2 separate regions of the Homo sapiens genome follow, and region 1 is linked to region 2. A link is a loop called in an ENCODE intact Hi-C map of the cell type or tissue named here. Cell type or tissue: heart right ventricle. All regions are shown on one strand.

Evidence for each region. Hi-C counts contacts between places; a loop is a spot of excess contacts. Peaks named below come from ENCODE experiments on the same cell type or tissue, not always from the same donor. Only the 100,000 strongest peaks of a DNase experiment are listed, where the experiment ranks them.
Region 1: it touches region 2 in a loop (2.3-fold over the local background); 3 of 110 quality-filtered maps call a loop at or near these places.

The regions. Positions count from the first base shown.
Region 1 is chr10:33,675,110-33,677,609 of GRCh38, forward strand. No RefSeq gene overlaps it. Among named protein-coding and RNA genes, the nearest start is that of LINC02628, 75 kb to the left of the region's middle. In heart right ventricle, a CTCF peak has its summit at 1,519; no DNase peak of the experiment used is centred here; H3K4me3 peaks cover 704 bases; H3K27ac peaks cover 2,420 bases.
Region 2 is chr10:33,771,670-33,774,169 of GRCh38, forward strand. LINC00838 (long intergenic non-protein coding RNA 838) reads right to left here and starts at 1,011. Exons shown (of 3, transcript NR_038932.1): 1 at 514-1,011. RefSeq lists enhancers at 950-1,673, 1,674-2,397. In heart right ventricle, no CTCF peak of the experiment used is centred here; DNase peaks (open chromatin) are centred at 1,039 and 1,558; H3K27ac peaks cover 1,684 bases.

The DNA.
Region 1 (2,500 bases), 97 kb before region 2:
TTAGGAAATCGCTCGTGGGCAGAGTTATCCCGGAGGCTCATGACAAGCAGTGGTGTCACTGAAGTTCCACAAAATTGTGATTTCCCTTCATGGGCCCTCTCCTGATAAAGAGGAAGGGGCTGCCCAAGGAACTTGGGCACTGGCTGGGCTCCAGATGTGGGGCCTTCTAAAGATGTAAATTTCTGTTTGTTTTGGAGGAATACCCTGAAAATATTGGCCGATCATGTAAGGATTTTTCTTTTGTTTTGGAACTCGTTTGAATCGAATCAAACTCTGCTGGAATTCGCGTCAGAACAGGCTCTCTCTCATGGTTTCTAGTATTTCCTGTCTCTGGCCAGGCTGCAGCAATCTGAACAAAGCTTCTCAGGGTATTTTATCCTGTTTGGACTCTGTTCCAGCACAAACCTGGGACTAACTTGAGGCAACGGAAAACAGAAAAAAAAACCATTGAGGAAAAGATTGGCCCAGCATCTCAATCCCTGCTAAAAGACTGTGACAATTGATTATTATTGTTTATTTCAGTGGCAGGTCAGTTGAGAGGCAAGAGCACCATTATCAAGCTGAGATGTGAATTTCAGCCCTTATTCTTTTGAGGCTTATGGTTAAGTTTGCAAAGATCCTTTGCCTCACTTGTAAAGGAGACTAGAATACGGTATTTCTAAAATTCTTTCCAGCTTTCACGGAGTATATTCTAAGGGCCTCTGCATGTCATTCCAAAATGCTTGAAGACTTGGACAGATTGTTTTTCTGACCTGGTTCTTGACCTTAAGTCAAAGCACTTATCACACATGAACACTCTATGATTTGGCACTTCCACGTTAACACTCATATTAGTATTTGAAGCAGGTACCTTGGGAATTAGTTACAAACGCCTTATCTCCAGTTGACAGTTTTGCTGATCCAGGAAAATATAGAGCTTTTGTCTTTTTAGAATTGGGCAAATCTGATGTCATTTCCCCCTTCAAATCTTCTCCCTCATTACATAAAAAGAGAAAAATAATTATGGATCTCTCTTCCCAACCTCCCCCAGGGCCTCTCTGTTCAGGCTCTCAAGTGGTGCACTAGACCAGGTGTCCCCAAACCCTGGGGACCTGTACCGGTGTGGTACCAGTCATCTGTATTTATAGCTGCTCTCCATTGCTTGCATTACTACCTGAGCTCTGCCTCCTGTCAGATCAGCAATGGCATTAAATTATCATAGGAGCTCAAACCCTATCGTGAACTGTGCATGGGAGGGATCTAAGTTGTGCATTCCTTATGAGAATCTAATGCCTGATGATCTGTCACCGTCTCTTATCACCCCTAGATGGGACCATCTAGTTGCAAGAAAACGAGCTCAGGGCTCCCACCGATTCTACATTATTGTGAGTTGTGGAATTATTTCATTATATGTTACCATGTAATAATAATATAAATAAAGTGCACAATAAATGTAATGTGCCTGAATCATCCCAAAGCCACCTCCACCCCACTTCTATGGCAAAATTGTCTTCCATGAAATTGGTCCCTGGTGCCAAAAATGTTGGGGACAGCTGCCCTGGACAACTCCAGAGGGCTCCACTCACCTAGAAGACAATGGGATGGTGCCTTATGGAGTTCTCCAGAGGGATGGCCTTGACCTCGGACCTTCCTGTTCCAATCATGACGTTCTAATCACTTGCCTTTCCTGAAACAAGCCCTACACTTCCCTGCCTCAATATTTTTGTCCACAAGGTTCCCGCTGCCTGAAATATCTCCAGGACGGCATTGAAGTTACTGTGTTCGTCTATTTCCTCAAACAAAATAAAATCCTCAAAGGCAGGAACTCTGCATGGTGCCTCACAGCACAGGTCAAGAAAAGCTTGTGCCAAGCATGATGTCCTACTGTATTTTGCCCAGGAACCATTGTTCAGAAATCCACCTAATGAAGACAGAGGGAGAATAACATTGCATTCTAAGTTACATGTAATTGAAAATGACTCGTGGGAATCTACGTAAACACATTTGAACCTGTCTTCCCTTGCTTCTGACGTACTGTCCCCAACTTGGTCTTAAATGTCCCCATGCACTGTCTTCCTGGCTCATCACCAAAGCCTGGAACTCTCAGAAAATCCCAAAGGCGCAATAGAAAGTTTCCATGTTTCTTATTGCTTCATCTTGCTTTCATGATTCTACATGTTCCCATTTTAAAGTGCATTACAATATACAAAAAAAAAAAAAGCATAAAATAAGACCCACAGAACACTAAAATTTAAAACAGTGGGACAAGACATAACACATAAAGGGGTAAGTAAAGATAAAAGGCATGAGGAGACATGTACTATCAGCAGAGCCATAGCAGGGACGTAGCACAGTGCTGTGTCAGGGGCACAGACATTGGAACCTAAACTACCTGGATTTCACTCTCAGTCCACCACTTACTTAACTTCTCTGTGCCTCAGAGTCCTCACCTTGAAAATGGGAATAATAGGGTGATTCTAGGATTAAACCCACAGTACCATAGAGTTGGTTCTTGTTATCT
Region 2 (2,500 bases):
GCAAAATGAGGCTGAGTCCTACTCAGGTGCATTCCGAGGAGGTCAGGCATTCTAAGTCACAGGAAGAGACAGAAGGTCAGCACAAGATACAGGTCACAAAGACCTTGCTGTAAAACAGGTTGCAATAAAGAAGTCCGTCAAAATCCACCAAAAACAAGGTAGCGATGAAAGTGACCTCTGGTAGTCCTCGTTGCTTATTATATGCTAATTATAATGTATTAGCTGCTAAAAGACACCCCCACCAGCACCATGACAGTTTACAAATGCCATGGCAACATCAGGAAGTTACCCTATACGGTCTAAAAGCTGGAGGACCCCTCAGTTTCAAGGAAATCCCCACCCGTTTCTCAGAAAACTCATGAATGATCCACCCCTTGTTTAGCATATAATCAAGAAATAACCATAAAAATAGGCAGCCGGCAGCCCTCGGGGCTGCTCTGCCTACGGAATAGCCATTCTTTTGTTTCTTTACTTTTCTAATAAACTTGCTTTCACTTTATTCTATAGACTCACCCTGAATTTTTTCTTGCACGAGATCCAAGAACCCTCTCTTGGGGTCTGGATCAGGATCCCTTTCCGGTACCACTGTGACCTGGCTGCACACGGTCCCCCTGAAGCCACAGGTTGAGCTATGTCAGGCCCCAAAGACACAGGGGCCCCAGCGCTTCATCCTCTCTCTTTCCCCTCAGAGCTTCAAAACTTTGAGGTTCTCAAACGCCTAGATAATGGTTTGCCTCATAGGTGACAGTACACTGGTAGGTAGAAATTGACCTGACCCTACTGAAACCCCAAAGTCCCATGAGCCCTGAAGTCTGATTCGGTGGTTCATTGCAAAGACTAACATCAAGCGAGGGAACACAGGAAAATGTCACAAACAGTGCTTGAAATTGATTTGAGGGTCAGAGCAACCTGAACTTCTGACCCTGACTTTTAACCTCCTCACATCTTGCTCTCCGTCTCTGCTGTTACGATGATAGTGCACACTCTGTGCAGAAAAGACGGCTCCACTTTACACGTACCCAGGCAGAATACTACAGTGGGCCTGTTGCCGGGCAACCACAGCTAGAACACTTTGTTTCCGGAGCATTTTGAGAATGATTACACTTGCGGGGTTGGGTTGGGTTGGTTGGGGTTTTTATTATTATTATTATTATTATTCTTTCTTTCTTTCCTGTGGTACCTATTCCTGGATGTTGTAAATATTCATCTGAGTTTTGCATAGATGAGGGGAAGACGTTATTTAAATGAGATTGGGAGGGTAATTTGCTCGGGTGCATCACTACCCTCTTTTATGTTTTGCAGGCACCCTGCTGCAGAAGGAGAGAAAGCGCTTTTGTGACCATTATTGACTTAGATGACAATGCTATGCTGGCTTGTTTCAGTTACATAGAACAATGGGAGCAGAAAAAAGACACTTTAGCGAAGGCATTTAGTAAATTGTTAGTAAATGGGGAAGATACAAAAGCCCCAGCTAAGTCATCAGGCACATTTCCTTGCTAACGTGGCTGCAGTTACTCTCCTGGCTCCCTCTAAACCCCACTCAGAGAGGAACGCTTCCTCTTCCTCTTGTTAAGTGACATCAACACATTGAAATACAGCTCTTGGCTAAACTCCGCGAGCTGACTTTGAAAGGTAACGGGAAGAAACATTTCCTTTCAAAAGGAATCTGGCAGCCTTTGAGCCTTTGAAACACACCCATTTCAGATGAGTCTGAGTTGGGCAGGAATTGCAAGTACTTCCAAAATCATCCGTGTCAATATTTCCCCCACCCCTGGAATATTAATATGTACACACACCCACACACTCCCCTTGAGATGTGTTTATTTCACAATTCACAAATGGTGAAGAGACCTTTTCTGAATTTTTTTCTTAGGGACTTGGGAAGCCAGCATGAAAATTGTGATTCTTCCAAATGCTTTCCCATATGCCTTAAATGCCCCCATTAAAGTTAATTTTCTCAGTCCACACGTGTTCTCTGTGTCTTGGTGACCACCTCCCTGCCTCCCTTAAGGTAACCTTTTCTTGAGGCTTGCTATGTCCTGTCTTGGTTATGACTTGGTCAGGAGCCTGGGCACCTTATGGCAGAATTCAGGGCCCCAGCCAAATACAGCAGTTGTTTACAGGGCACAGTCAGTGAGGGACTCGATCTCTTCACTCTCACGGAGATGTCTATGGATAGAAAATTCGCCTCTGGGCCATCGACAGTTTGAGCCCCAAAGCTGTTGGGCTTTTCAGTCCAGAGTGCATTTACGAAGCTCTCCCATCTAAAGGATCCCCATCCTGGTGATACAGAAGTGCTGGGGAGAGAAGAGCATGGTCCCTTTAAATGATACCGAAGTGGAAAGGGGAGTGCTGGGTAGAGGAGGGCGTGGTCCCCGGTTAGGGCTCCACCCCCAAGGGCCTAGATGAGGACAGGCAGTCCTGTCTTCTCGCCCAAATGTTGCAATTTCCAAGACTACCCTGGCCCGCCACACCCCCATCCTGGCCCTATACCCTAGCA